Regions from separate parts of the Mus musculus genome. Here all the other regions are linked to region 1. Evidence: chromatin loops called from intact Hi-C (ENCODE). Cell type or tissue: heart. All regions are shown on one strand.

Evidence for each region. Hi-C counts contacts between places; a loop is a spot of excess contacts. Peaks named below come from ENCODE experiments on the same cell type or tissue, not always from the same donor. Only the 100,000 strongest peaks of a DNase experiment are listed, where the experiment ranks them.
Region 2: a loop joins it to region 1, with 11 times the contacts of the local background. A loop is called at or near these places in 5 of 42 quality-filtered maps.
Region 3: a loop joins it to region 1, with 3 times the contacts of the local background. A loop is called at or near these places in 19 of 42 quality-filtered maps.
Region 4: it touches region 1 in a loop (6-fold over the local background); 10 of 42 quality-filtered maps call a loop at or near these places.
Region 5: a loop joins it to region 1, with 8 times the contacts of the local background. A loop is called at or near these places in 14 of 42 quality-filtered maps.
Region 6: it touches region 1 in a loop (3-fold over the local background); 20 of 42 quality-filtered maps call a loop at or near these places.

Annotation. Positions count from the first base shown.
Region 1 is chr4:140,955,681-140,959,680 of GRCm38, reverse strand. Gm13031 (predicted gene 13031) reads left to right here and starts at 1,779. Exons shown (of 4, transcript NR_045911.1): 1 at 1,779-2,017. In heart, no CTCF peak of the experiment used is centred here; DNase peaks (open chromatin) are centred at 1,210, 1,640 and 1,840; H3K4me3 peaks cover 843 bases; H3K27ac peaks cover 1,156 bases; H3K27me3 peaks cover 229 bases.
Region 2 is chr4:140,761,251-140,765,250 of GRCm38, reverse strand. It overlaps Padi4 (peptidyl arginine deiminase, type IV), which reads left to right. Exons shown (of 16, transcript NM_011061.2): 4 at 1,789-1,856; 5 at 3,533-3,650. Among named protein-coding and RNA genes, the nearest start is that of Padi4, 11 kb to the left of the region's middle. In heart, a CTCF peak has its summit at 1,914 (motif pointing left); a DNase peak (open chromatin) is centred at 1,874.
Region 3 is chr4:140,812,535-140,816,534 of GRCm38, reverse strand. It overlaps Padi1 (peptidyl arginine deiminase, type I), which reads left to right. Exons shown (of 16, transcript NM_011059.2): 16 at 1,681-3,554. The coding sequence ends at 1,914. Gm13032 (predicted gene 13032) reads right to left here. Exons shown (of 3, transcript NR_045944.1): 2 at 2,268-3,341. Among named protein-coding and RNA genes, the nearest start is that of Gm13032, 3.5 kb to the right of the region's middle. In heart, a CTCF peak has its summit at 1,781; DNase peaks (open chromatin) are centred at 1,723, 2,124 and 3,654; H3K4me3 peaks cover 2,209 bases; H3K27ac peaks cover 3,363 bases.
Region 4 is chr4:140,721,921-140,725,920 of GRCm38, reverse strand. Rcc2 (regulator of chromosome condensation 2) reads right to left here. Exons shown (of 13, transcript NM_173867.5): 13 at 2,701-4,000. Among named protein-coding and RNA genes, the nearest start is that of Padi6, 19 kb to the left of the region's middle. In heart, CTCF peaks have their summits at 1,658 and 1,872 (motif pointing left); no DNase peak of the experiment used is centred here; H3K27ac peaks cover 409 bases.
Region 5 is chr4:140,786,876-140,790,875 of GRCm38, reverse strand. Padi3 (peptidyl arginine deiminase, type III) reads left to right here. Exons shown (of 16, transcript NM_011060.4): 14 at 1,084-1,163; 15 at 1,914-2,039. Gm52482 (a long non-coding RNA gene) reads right to left here and starts at 3,115. Exons shown (of 3, transcript XR_003955158.1): 1 at 2,283-3,115; 2 at 1,663-2,059; 3 at 1,165-1,300. In heart, a CTCF peak has its summit at 1,692 (motif pointing left); DNase peaks (open chromatin) are centred at 1,765 and 3,265; H3K27ac peaks cover 1,299 bases.
Region 6 is chr4:140,820,386-140,824,385 of GRCm38, reverse strand. The region is part of intron 11 of Padi1 (peptidyl arginine deiminase, type I); the gene reads left to right. Among named protein-coding and RNA genes, the nearest start is that of Gm13032, 11 kb to the right of the region's middle. In heart, a CTCF peak has its summit at 2,209 (motif pointing left); no DNase peak of the experiment used is centred here.

The DNA.
Region 1 (4,000 bases):
ACAGGCAGTATTTCTAGAGAACTGGCCCCCTTAGCCATTTTTAGCCACCATGTCAAAGACAGACACCACTGCTACATGAATGGCCACCCAGGTCACCTTGGAAAAAGCATTGAGCAGCCAGCAAAACTGAGACCTTGATTTATTGGAGGGGCCCTTGGTGCCAGTGTGCCCACACACCCTGCAGTCACATCATTCCTGGGCGTCATGGGGATTTGGGGAGCTTAATGTTATGGAAGGATAATAAATTCCTGGGTGGCTCCACCTCCGCCCTGAGCTTTGGGGTGCCAGAAAGGCACAGATGCCATAGGGCTTAAAGGTCTTCATGGCCCCTTCCTGACTTGGGTTGCCAAGCTGTCCTTGCCGTAAGACCGCAGGGTTTGGGGCTGGTTGGCTGGCATCCGCGGAGAGAGTGATATATTGCTTTCATCAGACATGCTGCTGGAAGCCCTGTGTTTATGCAGAATCTCACCTCATCGCCCACAAATGTGTTTACATCAACAGTCTCCTCTGGTCCTCCCAACAACCCTGATGAGTTTGAATAACTGTCCCCATTCCAGTCGTGCTGGGAAATCTGGGCAACCTAGGGTGGCAATTCTGCTTGAGAGACTCTTTCTGCCCCCCCCCGCCCCCCCAGGGCTAGACGTTCAGTCCAGGAGCAAAGACAAATACCAGGTTGGTCTCAGTAGCTCAGGGTTACATGGGAAGCACTGAGGAGCCTCGGCAGGGCAGAGAGTGGTTTTAAAAGTTCATATTGAAGGGGCTGGAGCGACAGCTCAGCGGGTAAGAACACTTGCTGTCCACTGCCCCCAGAGGACCTGGGTCCAGTTTCTAGCACTTACCTGGTGGCTCACAACCATCTCTAGTTTCAAGTCTAGGGGTCTGATGCCTTCTTCTGATCTCCAAGGGCACCAGGCATGTGTGCAGTACACATACACATATGTAGGCACATATGGGTGGTCAGGGATGGAGAAAAAGCAAGGCAATTCAGTGTGATCAGCCAACCAGCATCCAAACCTCCAGCTGACTCAGTGTATCCCTCCATGAAGCAGGGTACCCTTGGATAGGCTGGGCCTGAGTCCCCTCAGCCCTGGAGCCTCCCCTCTGGCTACTGCAGAAGGAGCCCCTTTTGTGGCTCAATCATCCAAGCAGGGCTGTGGCTTCGGAGTTTGGCAAGAGGCCGACTTCTCCTGGAACATCTCTGTTCTCTGGTTGGGGTATTTTACTTCTAGGTTACCCTCGTTCTGTATCATGAGGCTCTAGAGAGACGCTGAGGTGAAAGCTGGCAATTCCAGAATCAGAGTCGACACAGTTGGCAGAGCAATTGTCAACCTCCCCATTTCCCGTCCCCCTCCCTTATCTATTTTGCCTGGTTCTCAGAGAAGCCCTTTCCAGTCTCTTAGATCATTGAATGACATCATCTGACCCTTGGAGGCTTTGCTGGAGGTTTGGGGTGTAAGCAACCCTTTGGCTACATTTGTGCATAATCGTTACAGCAAACCTACCAGGTGGGAATTATAGGTCTTCATTTGTTGTTGAGGCCACCGAGGGTCAAGTACTTAACCCAGGTCACATAACGGTGGGCTGTAGGTTGTGTCTAAGGAAAGTGCTGGCTGCAGTTACTCGAGTCTACCTCCAGGGGGCACTCCCGGCTCGCAGCGCTGCCCAGCCCTCTCTAACAGCTGTTGCCAATTTGCCTTTAGAAAAGGCTTATCTAAACCCCTTTCTTTCATCCTGTACAAACCCCACCGTATAATTAGACTTCTCAAAATATGCTCTCTGAGTGGGAGCGAGGCAACGGGGCCATAGACTTCTCCCGTTTCACGAGCAGTCTCTATGGAATTAACTCCTGGAGCGGACAGTCACGAGCCACCCCTGCTCCAGCTGGACCCGTGGTGCACACAGCTTAGGTCAGCTCAGCTGCTGGGACTTAGCAAGTGGCCCAGAGCCTTCTGGGGGACTGTGACCCACCCAGCGTCTCTAGCATACTCTCAGATTAGCAGTTCGTGTGATCTTCCAGGTAAGCACGGACGTTTATTCACACTGCGGACGCTGCACTGGGCTGCGTCAGCTTTCTTCCATTTGAGCCTTGAATTTTCGACTGTTTTTAAAATCGGAGTCCTGCAAGTGAAATGTAAGCAGGGACAATGGTAAATATTCATTGGGTTCGTGGTGGTGGGAGTCAGAAGCAAAACACAACGTCAGAGATGCAGAACTGTCAAAGGCAGGGCTAGGGCTGCCTTTGTGAGGGCGGTTAAGAGTGTAGGTTTGGGAGTGCAAGCTGCTCCGTCAAAACCATCGCCTATGTGGCCTTAAGTAAGTTACTAAACTTCTCTGTGCAATAGTAAAATGAATGGGGATGACCAGTTCCTTGCCAAGGAGGAGGATTAACCTCCTGCCCCGCGGAGTTCTCCATCTGAAGTGCCTCAGCCAGGAGAGCCACAGGAGAGTTAGATTATGCTAAATAACCGGTAGGAGGATTTGAATGGAAATCATCTGCCACAGAACTCAGTTAGTTTTAACAGTCATTAAAAAGTACATATGGTGGCGCACTCCTTTAATCCCAGCCCTTGGGAGGCAGAGGTAGGCGGATTTCTGAGTTCGAGGACAGCCAGGGCTCCACAGAGAAACCCTGGACGGGGAAACACTGTCTCTCACTCACCCCACCCTCAAAACAAAGGTACAGATGGCAGGCTGGGGGTGGTATGGTAATGTGACTGCTGTGCAGTTCAGGTCCCCCAGGCCTGGCTGTGTCAGACCAGCCCCACAGTATGTTTAGCAATCCAAGGAGGGGATGTGGGGTCAGGGAGCTGGAAAGCAGGCACACATTCATACACACCTGGTGGATGAAGCAAGCGCCAAAGAGATCTAAACAATTTACACACACACACACACACACACCCTTGGCATTTTTCTCCCTCAGTTTATATATCCCAGCAAAATCTTCCAAGCAGTACACTGGCTACACTGTGATTATACTCTCCTTTCTTTAAGTGAATGATAACATTGAGTATACTAAAAAAAAAAAAAGTTGTTCCTAAGAACCCATTCACATTTGTAACTAAGCAACTTGTGATAGACTAACAAAGTTTAAGAGACGAGCTAATTTTCTCAGCCAGTTTCTCTTACTGGCAGGCTGCAATGTGCAGTTACAAAGAGAGATTCAATTATTTTTATTATTTATCTTAAAGAGTAAGCTCATAAAAAACATTTTAAAAAATCACAAATCTAACTTTTATGTAAAAAAATGATCAGCCATTTCTACTTTAAATATCAGGGTGCACATCTATTCATTAACAATTTTTTTTATTAAATCATATCAGGGAGTGGAGAGCAAAAATGGGTTCAAGAAGTTAGTCATCGCCTTGATCACCAGCCGATCTCTTAACAAGAGAGCCAGGTCAGCTGGTGCTGGTCAGGCTGCCACTGTTCTTGTCCACTGACCTCAACAAATCCCTTGCTCAATTATCAAAGGTTTTTTTCTGAATTTCGAATTGTTGCTCAAGATTTTTTATGTCAAAGCCGCTTAAAAAAAAACAAGAAAACAAAAAACCCAACCATCTTAACCTAACTTTACTAACAATCCTCAACTCCAGGTTCTTCCTCAGGGCGGTGGTCAATGCTAAGAATGCACGTCTCTAAGTTCTTTCCAAGAGTGGTGGCTGAATCATTATTCTGCTCTGGTAGCAATGTTTATAAAAGATGATCAATTACTGTGTCAGTGACACTGCCCACCGAGGGGCCAGAAACCCTTCTTAGAGTTTTCATAAGATTCACAGGTTAGGAGGGACTCAAGAGCCACAAGCAGAGCGATGGCTCCACAACACTATGAACCCGGGGCTGGGAAGGTGGCAAGTAGCCATGAAGTCTGCGCTTCAGTTCTCAGCGTTGCCTAAACTGGGCACGGAGGTCCATACCTGTGATTTCAGCTCTTGGAAGGTGGAGGTAGAAGAATTAGAAGTTCAAGATCACTGTTGGTTGCATAGGGAGCTTAAGGCTGTCC
Region 2 (4,000 bases), 190 kb after region 1:
CCATGCATGTATCTGGTGTTTCATAAATATCCCTCCCTAGAGAGTTACATAGAGAAACATGGATGACAGCCGAGGGTGAGGGGAGAGAACTTCTCTAGGTAGCATGAAGCCCGGGGTTTCGTTCCCAGTCCTGCATAAGGCAGGTGTGCTGACGCACATCTGTACTCCCAGCCCTTGAGAGGCAGAGGATTGAGGGTCAGAGGCTCAAGGTCGCCCTCAGCTGCAGTGACTTTCCAGCTCCATGGACCTCTGACAGTTATTCAGTTAACACAAGTGCACTGGAAGACACGAATCACAGTGTAATAACTGCTCTTCAGGGTGGGAAGTGAGGACCTCCATTCTACACACGGGGTCTCTATACCTTATAAATGCTTTACAAACACACACTACACACATACAAACACACATACATACACACATACACATATATGCATGCACATATGCACACATATACACATGCACATATACACATATACATGCACACATATACACATACATACGTGCACTGCTTTTTGTAGCAGATAGTTCTGTGTTCCCCAAGTCCTATTATTTATATCTCTTTTTATCATATTAATAACCCATGCATGCACATATACTTGTATTTTTTACTACTCATCTTTAAATAGAATCTATTAGTGTTGCTGGAGGGTTGGCTCAGCGGTCAAGAATATGTACTGCTCCAACAGGGTCTGGCTAGCAGCACCTACATCCGGTGGCTCCCAACCATCTCTAACCCCAGCTACAGAGGATCCAACACCCTCTTCTGGTCTCCACAGGCAACCACACTATTACCCCTCACCACATACGCACAAAATTAAATAAAAATTATATAATATTTTTTTTAGAAATCCATTCTTAGGGGCTAGAGAGATAAATGGCTCAGTGGTTAAGAGCACTGGTTGCGGATCAACCAGAGGATCCTGGTTCAATTCCCAGTACCACGTGACAATTCATAACTGTTGTAACTCCTGTTCCAGGGGATCTGACACCCTCACACAGACAGACATGCAGGCAAACACCAAGGCACTTTTTAAAAAAATCACTTAAAAATTCATTCTTAGGATTACGGAGGAGTTCATGAGCTAGAGGCTAGGCTGGACAACAGAGAGAGACCTTTTATCTACTTTTTTTTTTTATATGTAAGTACTCTGTAGCTGTCTTCAGACACACCAGAAGAGGGAGTCATATCTCGTTACGGATGGTTGTGAGCCACCATGTGGTTGCTGGGATTTGAACTCAGGACCTTTGGAAGAGCAGTCAGTGCTCTTAACCACTGAGCCATCTCACCAGCCCCCCTATCTACGTTTTTAAAAAATTAAATTAGTGAGATCTGAGCCTGGACAGCATGGTCGTTTTATTTAAGTGCGTATTGAATATGTACATGATATGTGAAACCTCCAGGTTTCGTTTCATTGATGGATTTCATCCATGAGTATACATTTAAATTAAGTGAGGTTCACTCCAGCGCCAGATTCTGTGCCGAGATGCTACATTTAATCCTTACAATAACCCAGTGGGCTTACCTTCACGATCCCATTTCACAGATTACAAAACTGAGTGACCTGGCAGGGCATATGGAGGCTTCACTGGGGTGGCTGGAACTGCTTTGGCATCATGGTCATGGCCCCTGAAGGGCACAGTGTTTGGAAGTCCTGCCTCTGGCCTTTGAATTGTACTCTGGCTTCTTGGGGACAAACAGGGGGACATGCTTGGGGGAGACCTGTCCCTCAGGGCCACTCTGGGAGCCCCGGGCTTCACCCCCACCAGATCTCTTCTCTCGGATTTCAGAACTGTCCCTGAGCGCAGATGTCACCCGCACAGGCAGAGTGAAGCCAGCCCAAGCCGGGAAGGATCAGGTGAGGCTCAAATGTCAGTCAATACTTCAGTGCCACTGGGCTCTCCTGTGGCGCCCCCTTGTGGTGATGATCTGAACAGGGTCACCTCACCAGGGTCTCACGTGAACTTGTAAGAAACAACCCCTCCCAGACTGGCCCTGATGGGACAGGTGCCCCACCCCCACCCCGCAGGCATGGGAGCCTCATCTTTTGGCTTGTGTATACGCCATCTCTTTTACAAGATCATATTTACAACCAACTGTGGGTTCAGAAATGGGGTTACGCTACAAGCTGGAATCTCTAGAGTCACCCAGGTAATTAAAAAAAAAAAAAGTTACATAGATAGGTCTCAGCTGTGGCTCAAAAATACTCCCCAGCTCTTAGTGACTGGTGGATGGGTCCCCATGGAGCTGCGTACAAGGCAGGGGATGGTGGAGAAGGGACGAGAGACAAGGGTGGAGGGAGAAAGGAAGGAGGTGTGGCGGCGAGTATGTGTGGTGGAAGCAAGGTTGGTCAGGGTGCGGAAAGGGACCTTTACACTGTCAACCTAGGGCCTGTGGGTGAGCCCTAGGGACACTCTGGAGAGTGTCCCTGCAACTTCAAAGCTTCCACATGGCTTTCTGTTTGAGGCTAGTATACACTTTGGCAGGCTTCAAATGACTGGCCCATTTACAGGGTACATCAGCTGTAGAGGAACAGCTGGGCATAGTGGCACATACCTTTAATCCCAGCACTCAGAGGGCAGGTGAATCTCTGAGTTCGAGGCCAGCCTGGTCTACAGAGTGAGTTCCAGGACAGCCAGGGCTACACAGAGAAACCCTGTCTTGAAAACAAAACAAAACAAAGACAACAAAAAAGTAGAAAGAGGGGAAAGCATGGCTTAGAGAGCTTGCCTAGCGTTGAATTCCTCTGATATTATATAATCTACTATATTATGCTAGATCTCTAAGGGTGGGCCAACATATTCCATCACTGGGCAGACGGTGCCTGGCACTAAGACTCACACTCGTGGTCACATGAGAGTAGCTGTGTGGATTAGAATCATGGCGTTCTTATGTTCTTGACTACGTTTCTCTGTCAAGCCAACTTTTTTTGGGGGGGGGGAGGGTGGTAGGAGTTTCGAGACAGGACAGCCCTGGCTGTCCTGGAACTCACTTTGTAGACCGGGCTGGCCTCAACTCAGAAATCCACCTGCCTCTGCCTCCCAAGTGCTGGGATTAAAGGCATGCACCACCACTGCCCGACTTTCAAGCCAACATTTTAAAAAGGCTTTTAAAGTGTATTTTTCTATTGGACCCCTTTATTTAAAAATAAAATTAAAAAGATGAATTGAGGCTGGGATGTGGCTTAGTTGGTGGAGTTGCTTGCCTAACATGTCTGATGTCATAGGTGCCACACAGACTGGATATGGTGGGACAGGCCTGTATCTCAGCTCTCAGAGGTGGGGACAGGAGGATTCCAAGTTGAACTAACCTTGGGTAGAGTAGATGCTGTCTTTAACAAATACACACATTGTGCATTTGGGGCAGATTTGGTTATATTTGGAGCCATGAAAACTCTACTCTTTGGGCCAGGAATTGCTGGGTAAGTAAAAGCCAGACAACGTGGGAGGTGAGAGAAACCAGCTGCTTGTCTCGCAGGGGCTGATGGGATCTGAGACTCCCTGACACTGTCTTTTACCCTCCTGATGTTCCCAGAGCACCTGGACCTGGGGCCCGGGCGGCCGTGGCGCCATCCTGTTGGTGAACTGTGACAAAGAGGACCCTCAGGCCTCCGGAATGGACTTTGAGGATGACAAGATCTTGGACAACAAAGGTAAAGACGGAAGACCTTGGCCAGCTCTGGGGAGAGGGGCTTCATTCTTCAACAAGGCCCGTTTGCCCATGTGGTCTTGTCGTAGCCCCTGAATTTGGCTTAGCAAAAGCACATTATAGAGGACGGAGTGGAGAAGCAAGTGACCTACCAAAGTCACACATCAGTCAGAAGAGACCAGTGGGGGGGGCTCAGGGAGCCCCAAGAGTCTCTGCTTTCCATGCTGGCTCTTGGCCAGCTCACATAGCTGTGCTTGGCTCAGACTCGGGGCCCAAATCAAATAGAAAGGGGTGCTGGTCCCCAGATATCACACAAGACCCAAGCGCCTAAAGGATGGGGAAGCTGAGGCACAG
Region 3 (4,000 bases), 140 kb after region 1:
GTCCTTGGCTGTCCCAAGTCCAGAGTCCAGGCTGGCAGGACGCCAAGCTGTTCCTCAGAAACAGGAGTTTTCCCCCTGAGCCTCCCGCGGCTGGGCATCCCAAGGTATTTAACCACATCTCTGGCCTCCTGTAACAACCAAGAGTACCAGGAGTGTAAAATCCATCCCCACTGATCAGGGCTGCTTGAAGGGAGCCTGTGCCTTCTGCTTGAGCTTTCCCTGCTTGGGCAAGCTCTCTGGCAGTCTGCAGTGTAACATGGCATCCCCCAAGCCATCGGGATGACGTGTGGCTTGCAGATAACAACCTGAGACAGGAAGTGATTTTAACCTACCCAGCCACGTGTGCTAATGGCTGCTTGCATCTGAAACACTGAAGGACCACTGGGCGTGGCTGAGATTATAGCTCATGATCTTGGACTCCTCCCACCCCCACCCCACCCCCAGACAAGGTCACTCTATGAAACAGCAACTCACTTTGCAGACCAGGCTGGCCTCAAACTCTTAACTCTAGGAGCAGAGTCCTAACCATGGCAATAAGCATGGCTTCTTATTCTTCTCCCTGCCCTTGGATTCCCTGCAACCTCCCCCCCCCTCCAACATGTGCACCCCAGCCCATGGAGTGGGCAACAAGTTTTTGTGACCTTGGTAATGTTACTTGACCTGTCTGAACCACAACCCCGGGGCAGGGGGTGGGGAGGACTGTGAGATTTAGGGATGACCTTTCTGGAGTACACGGATTCTCAGTAAGGGCTGAGGACTAACAGGATGCTGTGAACAGCCAGGCAAGCTGTGTACTGCAGAGGTGTCGCCACGCTAGTGAGTGAAAGATACACACACACACATACACACACACACACAGGAGATATGACTGCTCCTAAACGTGGCAGAGATAAAAGGGAGTTTTTGGTTTTTGTTTTGTTTTTTAGATAAAAGGGAGCATATAGCCAGAGTGAACAGACCCTTCCTGAGCTGGGTCATGTGAGAAGAGGGAGGAGGAGAGACAGAGACAGGAAAATAAAAGAGTAGACAAAAAAAAAAAAATAAAGGTGGGGGGCTGAGTAACCAAAATGGCTGGATTATAGAGGGAAGGGCAGCCTGGTCCCTGGGCTCAAGGGTTCAGAGTAGAGGTTCTGGTGTGCCAGCCAGGAGGACCCCGTAACAGGTAGGGACTGAGGGATGCTGGGAGAACCTGGTGGCCAGAGCAGCTTTGATAGATTAAAAAGGCACCTCAGGTGGCCATTTGACCTGAGTTTGAGACTTAATGGTGAGGACAGTTAGCACATTTCATCTCTGGTTGTGACAAACTTGTTACAATATGACAAAAGATGGAAGAAGGAACTGGAGGACCGCAGACCGCCATTGGTACAGTTAGCCAAGCCCCGGGTTGTTACCGCAGGAAACATTGTACCACTGAGCTACCCCCGGCAAGCCTTCCCCACCTCTTACTTTTTTTTTTGAGATATGTCTTATTTATGTAGCCCAGGCTAGCCTCAGACTCACCATCTTTCTGCTTACGACTCCCAATTTATAATGGGCACATACCCCAACCCAATCTGAGACCCGAGTTCCTGACCAACCCCTAATTCTGCAGAGGATGGATCAGCAGAGCCAGAACCCAGAAGGAGTCCAGCGGTGCGGTGCATCCGGGGCCACTGAGACTCTTCTTCCTCTCTCTCGCAGGTCAACATGGTGGTTCTCGGCAAGTACCTGGGCATCCCTAAGCCCTTCGGCCCGCTCATCAATGGTCGCTGCTGCCTGGAGGAGAAGGTGCGCTCCCTGCTGGAGCCGCTGGGTCTGCGCTGCGTCTTTATCGACGACTTTCTCTTTTACCACCAACTGCTCGGAGAGATCCACTGTGGCACCAACGTGCGGAGGAAACCTTTTACCTTTAAGTGGTGGAACTCCGTGCCCTGAGCCTGCCCGACCACCACCCTTGCTTCCCAGCTGATGGGAGTCCCAGGGCAAGGGCAAGGGCCACGAACCAGCCTCCACCCTCCTTGGGCCTGAAAGTGGGCTGGCTACTGTGGTCAGCTGAGCGCCAGGAGGACAACACACTTCTTCGTTCCTGGAGTCGCCTGCCCTGCCCTGGAGACTATCGCCACTTTTCCTTCTCCCATTCCCAGCTAGAGCCCTGAGAGGGTCAAGGCCGGAAGTTGAGCCTGTTCAAGGTGTGGCCTCCGCAGCCACGCCCCACTTTGAGCTGTCCCACCCCCAACCCTCCACCTCTCTGAAACCCGAGAAAAATAGCTCTGGAACGAAATGCCCACCTTGCCAGGACCCTGGGGCAAGAGCACCGTGGTTTCATATGACTCCTGGATTGCGTAAGATGTAAAGGAAGATTTGGGGCGTCCTTCTTCCCAAAGGACCTCAGGCCATGGCCCTCTGGCACCGTTCAGTTCAACGGAGGCAAGCAAGGGCAGGAAAACTCAGTCCTTGAAAGCGAGCAGGCACAAAAGCCCCTCTAATGCTCAACTCCATCCAGTCCGACCTCTGCAGGATGCTCGTTACCTGCCGGAGCAGCCTTTAATTATGAGCCCTGGTGCTTCCTGTTGGAAGATGCCGCGGGCCATAGGGAGCCCGTCGTAAGTCTGCAAGCGTGGGTGGGGGTGGGCAGGAAGGTTGGACCAGGAAAGCAGAGAGCTTGCCCATCTTGGGGTGGGGAACCTGGAAGCCTGGGACTCGTGGCTGGGTGTTTAGGGCCCCTGAACCTGAAGGCTGTTGGTCCAGATGTGGAGGGGGTGGGGCCCAAGGTATTAGGAGAGGGTGGGGTAGGTCATTAAGTTACATCTGGAGGTGAGGCCTAATTTCCTCTAATAGTCTCTAATTACTCCCGATCCTGCTGCAGGCAGTGGGAGGGAAGGGCCCACACTCCCCTAGCAGCCAGGGACCCTACACAACATTTGTACTGCCCCAGTAAACCCCATGGCAGGCCTGTGTCCCCCACCCCCACCCCCAGTAGGACAGACAGCTGGCCTGGAGGCTAATAGCACCAGCTGAGGTAACAGAGGCATGTGGAGGCAAGCAGGCAGGCAGACCCAGCTGCAGGGCATGGCTGGCAGAGGCCTGCCATCTTCCTCCTGTGGTCCAGGAGCCACCACAGGCCACTGGATTCTGTCTTGGTATTTTTAGTAGTTTCTGGTGCCACCCCAGACTTGAGGCAGCTGCTGTCACTTCATAACCGGCGGACACTCAGTTAGCGAAGGCTTCCATGAAAGTGTTAGGCTAGGCATGGCCTAGTAGGCATTGGCTCTTCCCCCTTCCAGAAGGGTCTGTGGAACTGGAACCCCATTTGTAGGCTCTCTGCACGAACAGCCTCCTCTATGAGCATGGCCCGGCTGCAGCTGAGACACGGAGAAGGAGAAGAAGAAGATAAAGGAGGATGAGAAGGGTTGGGGCGATGCCCGACCTCTGAAGAGGAGAGGAGACAGGCGACCATGGGAGCAAGTCTTCAGCACCACATGATGGGGACTCTGGAGTTGCCGCTCAGGCTGTCTGGGGTCCTGGCTGACTGGCCACCGTCTTTCTCATCAATAAAAACATCGTTGTGCATTCTTTAACTGGCTGCCTCATTTGCGCCTGGGCCGACAGAGGGATAAGAAAATGAGGGGCCAGCTTCCCTGATCTCCACACCCTAGCACAGATCCCTAGGCTCGGTGCCAGCAGGGCCTCAGGCGGCCCTTGTCAGCTGAGCAGCTTCCTGGGCTGAGGCAGGTGAATGCCAGACAGCCGCTGATTCGACAGAATCCTTGATCCATGGCCACTCCCCCGCGCCGCCCCCCCCCCCCCCGCCTGCCTGAGATACTATCGAGGAGGGACCTGCCTCTTCCTCTTCCTCTTCCTCTCCTCTTCCCTTGGTTTTATGGAAAGAGGTGGGGAGGCTGGCAGAAGGGGGCGATGCTCCAAGGCACCGGGATCCAGGACAGGTCAACGCAATTCCGTAGCCCTGACTCCGGTGCTGAGTTCCCTAGGCCTGGTGGTCTGATCTTCGGAAACATCGCTT
Region 4 (4,000 bases), 230 kb after region 1:
TTGAACTCCCTATGTAAAGGGCTGAAGAGATGACTCAAAAGGTAAAGACCATTAAGCCTGGCAACCAAGTGTGACCCCTGGGGCCCACACAGGACAGATTCCCATCTTCATGGACGGTTCTACCACATCTATGTAGGTACACCCGCAAACACAAAACCTGAAATGCTAACAATTTCCTTGCCTCTGCTTGAGTGCTGGCTGGCATGCGTGTACCTATGTTGACAGTGGGGGGGTGTAACCCAGTATTCTGGCAACATTCTGGTGTGATGGACAAGCACTTCACCGGAATGGCAAGCCTAGCACTTCTTAGCACCGAGCCCCAGGAGTCCTGTTTCCCTTGAAACACTTAGGGGATGGAGGGATGGCTCAGTGGTTAATGTCTGCAGACGTTCTTCCAGAGGACCCACACGGCAGTTCGCGACCATCAGTAATTCCAGTCCTAGGGGCTCTGTTGTGGATTGGTTTTATTGTTACTTGTATTAGTTTGGCCCCCAAAATTATGGGGAACCCACATATCTATGTGTAAGACGCTGAGCTGGTTCTGATTGGCAAATAAAGTTGTTGGAAGCCAATGGCTGGGCAAGGAGACAGAGGCAGGACCTCAGATTTCCTGGCCACGGGAACCCTAGCGATTCAGAATGGTCCTGTCATGTCGGGGAAGCAGAAGGATCACGTGTGAGAAGTACAAGACAGACAGACAATACATGAGAGTCAGGGATTATGGCCTGAGTCCGGGGCAGCCAAGATGGAATACAGGTTTTAGTAATAATTTCGGGATATCAGAGGGGAGGGTGTGTTAGCCACAGGGAGGTTTAGAAGTGCCCAGACACTGAGCTGCTTAACGCATATTAGAATAGAAGGCTGTGTGTGTCTTTTATTCTAGTATCTAGAGCTTCGGGGTGAAGGAGTCCCTTGCTATCTGCCAGAGAGATTAGAGCGGATTTATAAACTCCCACAAGAGGGCTTCTCCATCTGGTCTCCAGGCAGTCTGTGACACATGGTACAGCTGCATATGGAAGCAAACCCACACACAGAGCAATGAAGCTTTAAACACGGAGATCACAGGCTCGGCTCTGCCTACCCTTGCTGACTCTAAATTATGGTCACTCTGTCCAGAGACTGGATAAGGCTGTGTCTTGGGCCTCTCCAACACTAGTCCACCAGAGTCTCGTACCTTCCCAACAAGGGTAAACATTCGATGGCAGATCAAGGTCCCCCACAGCCCACTTCATCCTAAGGAAACTGCCAATGGGAGGCTGTGGGAGGCTGCTGGCTCTCCAGACACAGCTGCAACTAGCAGGCTCCAGACCTTGCAAGGACAACTTGTAAAACAGTGACTCTCAGCCTGTGGGTCCCAACCTCCCTGAGGCTGAATGACCCCTTTCACAGACCACTGGGAAACACAGATACTGACATTAAAAATTGGTTAACAATAGCAAATTTGTTACGAGGCAGCCATGTAATTTTAATGGTTGGGGGTCACCACAGGAACTGTATTAAAGAGTCTCGGCATTAGGAAAGTTGAGAGCCTTTGCTGTAGAAAGTAGGGGTCTCTTTAGCTCTGCAGGAACTGTCCCAAGGCCACTCCTGAGAGGTGGCCAGGGGACACAACTGGGACCTCTCAGGGTCCGTCTGCCCACCAGGCCCCTTCCCTGTGACCGAGCTCACCGCCTGTCTACAACTTTCCTCTACAAAACATTAAGAACAGTGACCTGACTTCAGGACTGTCATGTGTTACAGGAAATAGCAGCCAGGATATGTAGTAGCCCCCCCCCCCCGCCCCCCAAGACATCAGTCCAAGCTCCATTCCTGTGGCATAAAAGGCTAACCTTACAGTGCCCCCTGGTGGGCAATTGGCAGAAAGGAAGGGGCCAGGCACCCTCTGATCCTTTGTGAAGTTTGGAGGCTGATTACAAGTGCTCCTGGAAGGGTTGCACCCTACAGACTGCTCATAAGGTTGGGTAGAGGTAAGCAAGCCAGAAAACGCTTGTTCACTCACAACCAAAACCCAAGTCTTGGAACGCCTTAGGTCAAATCTACACATATGTGGGTGGGATGGCTCACACCTTTACTGCCAGCACTCGGTAGGCCCCTGGCAGGTTGTAGACGGTTTTGTGCACTGTGTAAAGGTTATCCATGTGTTACTCAAATGCTGATTTCTCTGCCCCCCCCCGCACGCCCCCCCCCCCCCGTTTCCATTCAGACACTGCACTGTAATGCTTTATAGTCAATCTTCTGTCTTTCCACCAGCCAGGGGAAGCAGAGGGTCAGAGAAGACAGCGAGGGAAGAAACTTCAGAAGTAGAGAGCTTATTAAACTGCTGGGGCATAACCAGATTAGCACTACAGGTTAGGATTCATTTAACTGCCCAGGTACTGAGATGCAAAATGTCACCAGCCAGCCACACTTAGCCCACTTAACCTAGGGCTGAATACCTCACATATATATGCAGGGCACTGGGAAGGTGGCCAGCCTGGGCTACGAGACTTTGTCCCACCCACAAAAACCAGCTAGGACCATGTGTGTTTCAGGACTGTGTCCAGCCCTAGTTGGGAAGCCCTTGGCCACTACCCCACGGGCCCGTGGCTCTCTGCACCCTTCCAGCCCAGCAGGAAGCTCTCTTTGGTCACTCTTCCGGGGCACGTGCACAGGGCTGGGGACACACTCCACGCTACTGAAGAGGAATCATGAAAGCCAACGCAGAGTAAACAATGACGCCGTTTATTTAAAATGTTTACTCCCAGAAATATAGATATAAAAAAAAAAATAAGACAATTAACAGCACTAAACCAGGCACCTTCAACCGAATCCCACCATCCTCGTTAACTCCCTTCCTGTTACCCTTTGTAGATGACCAGAAGATTTCAGGAGCCCCTGGACAGCCAGAGTGGTTCCTGCCCAGGGCTTCCCGCCTTCCTCCTGTCCTAGAGCTTCCCGTGGGAAAGCTTGGGTGAGAATTTTAGCCTAAAGGGAGGGGGCTGTGGCCGGGCACTTTGCGCTCATCCACTGCAGGCCTCTAGCCAGGGCGGCTGACTGCCAGCTTTAGGTTTGCTCCCTGGAAGATGAGCCCAACTTGGCTCAGGGCTACTGTGTCCTCAGTCCTCTTGGTGACCACACAACTAACTCCAGTAGACCTCCTGGGACAGAAGGAGCAGATCCCGAACAGCACTCTCTAGACAGAGACCAGCAGGGACAGATGGACGGACGGCTCCCGTCCAGTACATGAAGTGAGGGGCGGTGTCTGGGGTGACCTGGACAAAGCAGGTTAGTTTTGCGGAAGCCCTGCCGCTACAGAAGCTTGTCTCTGGACAGACTATTGCTGGACAGACGGGGGACAGTGAGGACTCTGACCCTTCCCAGCAGGCCACGGCACTGGCCGAGACAGACACCTTGCAAAGCCAGAAGCGGCTGTGAAGCGCTGGGGCGGAGGAAAGCGACAGACTGGGTCATTTTTGGCATTTTAACATAGAGACGGGAACAGGCGTCACAACAGCAAAAGCAAACCCATGACCCTCAAGACCAGACTTTGACTTTCCCATCCACCCCCCTCACACTTCCATCCTCAGCCCCTCCCCCAAGCACCACTGAACTAATCCTAGTTAAAGCAGTCAAACCAGCCCGGACCCTCTGGAAACCAAGGCCCCGACCCGAGCTGCTGCCACACTCGGGCCCAGCGAGGAGGATCCGGGAAAGGCACCTCGGAACTCAGCCACAAAGTCAATACCAGGACGGGCTCGGCAGAGGGCACTTGGGGGAGGGGGCGTGGTGCGCAGGATCTGCACTGACACGCACGCGGGGCAGGGGATTTCATCAAGAATCCCAACTATTTGGTACCAGAGCCAAGCAAATGCAAGCAGAACACTTGGCCAGGACAAGAGTGGCCAAGTCTCAGAGCAGGGCGGCCATCCCAGGCAGAGGGACAGCAGGAGCACACGGGCAAAGCACACAGGCGGCAACGGAGGGCCACAGAGGACCGAGGACACATCTGACTGCTGGATGA
Region 5 (4,000 bases), 170 kb after region 1:
AGTTTGAAGTTTTTAAATGAAGTCTAAAAGATTTACGAAGCAGCTGGAGGCCCAGATTCTCCATCGCTGGCCTAGCCCTCATGCCCTTACCTTTTCCAGGCTCAAGGAAGGTCTAGAAACTCTTTGTAAGCACCTAGCCCTCAGGTGCCCTCCCCCCAACCCAGTGCTTACGACAGTGGGTCTCAACCTGTGGGTTGCTATCCTGTATATCAGATATTTACATTACAATTCATAGGTAACAATTTGTTACATACCAAAATTACGGTTATGAAGTAGCAATGAGGTAATTTTATGGTTGGGGGGGGTCACCGGGACATGAGGAAGGGTATTAAAGGGTTGCAGCAATAGGATGGCTGAGAGCCACAGCTGTGTGACCTTGGGTAAGCTGTGTAAGTCACCTGACCGCTCTGGGGCCCCGTTGTCAGTCAGAGGGTGGTAACAAGGCATCCCTCGCAGAGTTCCGCAGACTCAGGAGAACCATGGCGCTGTCTTTCGGCCTCATGATCAGGGTTTGGTTTGCTGGCAGCTGGGAGGACTGGACACCTTTGGCTCCTATAGCCCCTCTCTAGCCAGCCCTGTCTCTATGGCCTCCGCTGGGCAGACAGGAGAGCCAGGCCTGAAGTCTCCAAAAAAGCAAGCCAAAGCCTGTAGGCTGGGACTGGTTGGTTCACTGCCTAGTGAACCCATAAACCCTAGCCCTGGATGAGCGCCATCAACAGACCCAACTCCCCCACATCCCTCCCACACACCCCGGAGCTGAGGAAAGAGGAATCCTACCAGGTTCTCCTGGACAGCTGCTAACCCCAATTAGTGATTACCACCTCCAGTGAACTCTAAACCACTGGAGTTCATTGCACCCCACAACTAGGCCCCTCCAGCCTCTCTTCTTCCTCCAGATGTGCCCATTGGTCAGGCTAAGCTCCCACAGATGCTGCCCGCCCCCTCCCCAGGACAACCTAGGGGTCACTGACTCAACCAAGCCAGCAGCTACAAACTTGCCTTTTGGTGCCCAGAGCGAGAGGCCCTCGAGCCGCCTTGTGCTCGCCCCCGCCCCCTCCCCAGGCCTCTCTGTGTCTTTCACAGGCGACAGGCGGGTCCAGACCGTCTCCATCAATCAGATTCTTAACAACCAGAGCCTTATCAACTTTAATAAGTTTGCACAGGTACAAAGGCCAGGGGGTGCGGGGGTTGTGGGTGGGAGATGTGGATGGAGCTGGAGTCAGGGCCAAGGGCAGACATCTGGGACCAGCAGTTCACAAAAGGTCAGTCAGATTGAAACAGGCCCAGACCCTCCTTTAACCTGGGAGAATTAAGGGTGGGTTAGCCTGGGCATCTAAGGAATAGAGGTAGCCAGGGCTGGGAGCATCAGGATGGGGTCTGTTGTGCCCCTGCAATTGGGACTGTGGAGACACAAGAGAAGAGGAAACGGGAGGCAGATCAGTGGGCAAAGACACTGCATCCCACCAGGCCAGAGGCCAGCCTTCAAGGGGAGGTGGGGGAGATGGCGAGAAGGGAGCAGGTGGGGCCAGACTGGGATAGCACTGTTGAGTGTGGAGGGAAGAGGAAGGAGATCCAGAGAAAACAGCAAGGCTTGCAGCCTGGATGGCCTAATGTAGGGTGATCATAGAACTGAAGGACATGGAGAAGTCAAAATGACTTTACCTTTGGCCTGGGGATCCGCTGCCCTCTTCTGGCCTGCATGGGTACTGCACACACATTATTGGACAGGTGACTCTTCAACCATGTATGGAATGCTTTCTCGAAAGTTGGGTCTAGGATGGTATGATCTAGGGTTAACTCAGTGTTAGCTAGTAAGAGCGGGACATGGAGGGTGGGATCTAGGCAGGAGTGAGCACCTGCCTCAGCCACACCAGTAGGTTCTCTCCAGCGCGGTCCCTTGTCCTCCCTACCAGAGCTGTATCGACTGGAACCGCGAGGTACTGAAGCGGGAGCTGGGCCTGGCGGAGGGTGACATCATCGACATCCCGCAGCTCTTCAAGACGGAGAAGAGGAAGGCAGTAGCGTTCTTCCCCGACTTGGTGAGCTCCCCGCCCGGCACCTGGGTGTTGTGGTAAATGTTCAATATGGATAGGCGATCTCTAGTCCACCTTAGAGATTTCTGTTCCCAGATAAAGGACACAAAACTTTATTTATAATAAGCCTTAGCACTAGAGCTGGGCACAGATCTACCCTCTAAGCTATTATGTCTACTTCCCGTTCTGTGCTCTTATGTCAATTACGCCGAGATATAACCAGCCATGTTCTGCCTGGGCTGCCCTTACCCCAGTGGCCAGCCCTCATGGCCAGGTCTCACAATCCCTTATCCCATGGCGTCTTCTCTTCCCCCCTGCTCTCCACGGCCACCCAGGTAACTCCAAAACCCTCCTACCTCCAGTGATTGGCTGTAGCCATTTGTATTTAACCAGTGGTTTTAAATTAAGGAACAAGGTTTGCACAACAAAAGCTGGTAAGTATGAGAAACCACTCGTAGGCCTAGATAGACCTTAAGGTACAAAATTTAGCATTACAGTTCATAGCAAGAGACATAACCTCAACACCTGGGCTTCTTCAGTTAGACTCTGAGTCTCACTTCTGGGTGGGGGGAGACATTTGACTGCCATCATGTGTGGAATTGTGGTGACCAGGAGTGGCGGTGATGAGAATCAGGGTCCCAGGGTGCCCAGGCTGACAACTGTGGCTGCTCACGGAAGGAGGGACAGATTTGATATCCGTGGCGTGAAGAAAAGTTGCACAGGATCCTGTGTACAGGATCACCCAGGAGCTGAGGGGGTCTGGCTGCTTCTGTTCTCCCAGTTCTCGGCCCCCCATCATCCCACACAGAAGCAGATGTCGTTAAGAACAGTCCCTGTTCTCCAGTGAGGGGACCTTTCCTTGTGGCTCTGAGGACATGCCCAACCAACTACTCGGTATGGTGAAGGGATAAGGGGTCAGCTCACAGACAGACAGAGTGCAGCCAACCCGAGATAGGAGGAGATAGGAGGATAATCCCGGAGGGCTGCACAGAAGAGGCGCCTTTGATGAAAGTATAGCTTCGCCTCTGCTGCCCTGGTCACCAGCTGTCCTCTGAGCCTGTATCCACCAACCCTAACCCTGACCCGCCCCCCCCTTCCTTCCCCCTCTGGTTTTTTGCCCTGGCTTGCAAAGCCTTTCTCTGCCCACCCCCTTTCCTTCCTGCATGCTTGGGGTGGCCCTGTGATTAATCCACATGCTCCCGGAAGTTTGTGCAAGGGCTTGAGGTTTGTGTTGGCTAGAGACAGAGGCCCACCCAAGCTGGCTCAGCCAGATGGAGATTTGACAACAAGGGCACTGTGACATCTGAGGGTGGGGACAGCTGCAGCAAGCCTTCTAGCGTGGCCTGGAGCTCTCTCATTTCTATCTGTTGCTTTTCCTCTGCTGGCTTTCCCTCTGCCGCACTCTCTCCTTTGCTGGTCTGCAGACAGACACAAATGTCTTAGTGACTTTTCTACTGCTGTGACAAAGCTCCATGATCAAGATAATCGTATAGAAGAAACATTTAAGGAGGGCTTACAGTTTTAGAGGGTGAGTCCTTAGCAGCAGCAGGCACAGCAGGCAGGCAGGCTTGGCCCTGGAGCAGTAGCTGAGGGTTGACCTCTGATCCCCCAGTGGGAGGCAGATAGAGTTACCTGGGAATGGTGTGGTCTTTTTGAAAGCTCACAGTCTACCCTAGTGATATATCTTTGCCAACAAGGCCACACCTCCTAATCCTTCCCAAACAGTTCCACCAGCTAGGAACCAAGTGTTCACATATATGAGCCTCTGGGGCCCATTTTCATTCAAATGACCTCAATGAACATGGCCATGAGATGCAGGCCCTGCAAAGACAATGACTGAGACTCCCCATGTCAACTCTAACTTCCTAGAAGAGAGAATCTGATTGGTTCATCTTGGTCAGCTGTTTAACTTGGCCCAATCAGAGATACCCTAGGAGGTTGGGGTTCTGTTGCACAAACATGGCCGC
Region 6 (4,000 bases), 140 kb after region 1:
AACCTGTCTAAAGTCAGCCAAGCTGGGAGGTGACATGCCCTCTGCCACATAAGCAGGGACAGAATGGGAAGCCAGTCGCTGTTATCCTGTCTTGGAAGGGTCCAGAGGCAGAATAGGCAGCTGGAACTGAGCGAGTAACCAGCTAGGTACCCTCGTGGCAGGGCATCTCGGCGGCCCTATGCCGACCAGCTGTGATGGAGCAGAGGTCAAGATTCAGTTAACACGTAGACAGATGCCTGCTTACTACACCGAGTGGGTTCCTCCCCTCCCCCAAGTAGCCCACAGGAGCACCACTCAACCACAAACCCTGGATAACCTTTTCATTTGTGAAGCTTGGTATGGAGCCTGGGTGTGCCCTAACTCATCCTCTGAGGCCCAGCTGGCCTCTGACAGTAGAAAGGTCACATAGCCTCAGGTGGAAAGCCCAAGGCTGTGAAATCATACAAGGGAGAGGTTGCTGGTACCAAGGGAGGCACACAGCTGGGTGCCGCGGCCTGCTGTACTGGGTTGAGTGTAGCTGGGGGTGACCCTGCCGGACACCCATCTCAGATAGCGTACAGGGGCTGGTCCTACCACAGCCTGGGCTTCAGGCCTGGAGGGCTTCAGGGAGGGAGCTGTGAGTCTCTGGAGTCCGATGCCCACAAATGTGAGCTGTGCTGCTCAGCCGCAGTCACCACGGTGTGCGGCAAATTGTCAGTGGTCAGTTTGTTCATTCACATTAAGGTCACGTGCCAGGCACGTGGGTGTGGAGCATGGTGGTACAACCCTGTAACCCCAGTATGCAAGAGGGTGAAACAGGAAAGCCGTGAGTTCAAAGCCAGGCCAGGCTGCAGTGAGGTGTGTGTCTCCAAAACCAAAAACCCAAACAAAACAAAACCTAAATTAAAATTACAACTAGAAAGGAAAAGAACGAAGCAAAACAAACAAAAAAGCAGCATCCAGAAGAGGACATTCTAAGGATGCGGAGAGGGCAATGCTGGTACTTTTTAAATAAATGATTTCTTTTCTATCCCATGCCTCATTTTCTCTAGCTGTAAAATGGGCCCTAATAAAACAGCCCTCTCGCTTGGGGCTGGCCGGATTGCCTACTGGGCAAGGTGCCTGCTTTGCAAGTGTGAAGGTCTGGGTTTAGAACCTCAGCAGCCATGTTAGAAGCCAAGCATGACAGCCTACGTCTGTAATCCCAGCACTGGTGGGAGGGGCAGAGACAAGAAATCCCTGGGGCTCACAGGGCTGCCAACCTAGCTGAAGCAGTAAGCCCCAAGTTCAGTGAGAGGCCCTGCCCCCTGAAATAAGGTGGGAAGCCATAGAGAAGGACACCTGATGTCGGCTTCTGGCTTCTGTGTGTGTATGTTGGAGTAGGGGGTGGAGGAGGTATACCTGCCCCAGTCAGGAGCACACACAGTTGGGGTAGGGGGTGGAGGGGGCATATTTGTCCCAGTCAGGAGCTTTCCCCTCCCCTTTCAAGCTGCAGAGACTTTCTGGACCCTCTAGGTTCTCGTGAAGGACCTGCAAAGAAGGCAGAGTCTCCAGGTGCCCATCAACTGTGGCCCACTGAGGAGCTGTACGTCAGCCTATAGACTGTTAAAAGCCAGGAATAAGACCCTTAGTGGACAGATGAGGCCCTGGTGCTCAGAGAGGGATAGCTACCGATTTAGAGCCACACGGGATTAGTGATACAGTCAGAAGCCAGGTGTCCTCTGTGGGTCCCAGTGTAAAAGTTAGTAGTTGGCCTGCTGTCCTGAGCTAGAGCTTGCCAGAGGGTTTAGCGAGATGGGAAGAGACCAGTGGGCAGGGGCTGAAGCTGAGGGAGAAAGAAAGGAGGGGCCCATTGGCACAAGGTGAGGAAGGGGACAGGGTGACCCTCAGATGGTAACTTTGCTAATATGTGTGTATCCCAGGACGATCTTCTTTGGTTGGTTGGTTTTTCGAGACAGGGTTTCTCTGTGTTGCCCTGGCTGTCCTGGAACTCACTCTGTAGACCAGGCTGGCCTGGAACTCAGAGATGGACCTGCCTTTTCCTCCCCAGTGCTGGGATTATAGACATGCGCCACCACGCCGGCTCAGGATGATCTTGGGGACTACAAGTGGTATTAAGCATAAGAGTCTAAGCCAAGCTCACAGGAGGTACCCAACAGACTAGATCCTTTCTTGGCTGCCTTGGGTTTTCCACTCAACGAGATCAGGCCTTTGAACAAGTCTGCCCCCTGGTGGTGTCTTTGGCTATGATGCAGAGATGGATCTGACTGCTCATAATGTACAGATGACTCTCCTGGGGCTTGGACCCCTTTGCCTCAGCCTCCGGAAGGGAGGGTGGGAGAGGGCTCCAAGGAGGAGTGTGGCTCTGCACCTACTGAATTGTTTCTCATTGTTTTCAAAGATGGCCTTCAAAACAACCCACACTATACTGGATTAGCAGACATAAGAACGTGGTTCCCACCTTCTTTGTTTGTTTGTTTGTTTGTTCGAGACAGGGTTTCTATGTGTAGCCCTGGCTATCCTGGAATGCACTTTGTAGACCAGGCTGGTCTCGAACTCAGAAATCTGCCTGCCTCTGCCTCCCACGTGCTGGGATTAAAGGCATGCGCCACCACTGAACCCAGTTCCAAGCAGGAGCATCATCATCTGCACATTCCCAGAACTCCAGTCACTATAAATTATGGACTTTTGGGTTATTTTTAATGTTTTGAGGAAGAGTCTCATGTAGCCCTGGCTGACATCAAACTCAAAATACAGGAGGATCCCCCACCTCTGCCTCTCAGATACTGTACCACCACACCCTGTCTACGTGGTACCAGGGATTGAGCCCAAGACCTCGTGCACACTAAGCAAGCACTGCATTAACTGAGCCACCTCTGAAGCCTCTAGACAGGGCTGCTCCAAACCATTTGCATCATTCACCAGTGTTTCTGAAGCAGAGATTACGTGAGGGGGCGGGGCTTCAGCAGAGAACAACTGAGAACCCTAAGTCCTGCTCTGATAGGGTGTGCACCTCAGCAGAGGGTGAGACCCAGGCAAGTAATATCCCAGGTGGTAGCCAGTGCCACGGAGAAAAAAAAAAAAGAAGCTATGAAGGGAGTTGGGACATGGCTTCCATTTGTCCAAACCTCAGAGAAAGGTGGCAAGATTTGAGTTACCATCACATCTTGCAAGAGAGGAAGAGGCAAGAGGGGAGCCATGGGACCATGGGGAGAGGTTTGTGATTCCAGCCGGAGGGCAGAGTAGATGTAAAGGTCCTGGGGCAGGAATGTGTCTGGTAAGTTCAGGGGTCCGCAGGAGACCAGAATGAGTGGAGCAGAGAGGGTCAGGGCCAGGCTGGGGTCAGGTAGACATCGGGCCGTGAGGAAGTCAGGGGGAGCTAGGCAGGGGCCAGGCAGTTTCTGGAGGGGAGATGGGAATGAGGCCATCTGAAAGAGAGGCATAGTCTGATGTTTGAAAGCCTTCCTCTGGATAGATCAGAAGGGATGAAGTTCACAGTGTGCATCCAGGAGAGGGACAGGCCACCGGTCACCCAGAGAGGACGGCCCCCCGCTGGCTGCGAAGGATGAGGAGGGTTGATTGGTGCCGTTCCTTGTTTAGGGCAGGACCACTCCATAGGAAGCAGGTCTGAGAGCTTGTGGGTGGCGTGGCCTTAAGCTGGGCAGTCTGTCAGGAACAGGGTCATTTTATTTAAATAAAATAAATCTTCCAGTGGGTCCTCTTCTCAGAGGGAAACTAAGGCTCAGAGAGCCAAGAAAAGACAGTCTGGGCCACACAGCCGTCAGAGCCAGATCTTAAGGGTTTCAAGGCCATCGATTTGAAGCCCAAGCCTGGGGCTGCAGCTCAGTTGGTGACATGCCTGAACCCCCAGCACTGTATGAACCGGTTGTAGTCTTGCTTGCTTGTGATCCCAGCACTTGGGAGCTAGAAGCAGGAGGATCAGGAGTTCAAAGCCATCCTCAGCTACACGGGGAGGTCCGGGAGGAGGCTCCTGCCGCATCCTCCGGGGGTAAAAGGGGGT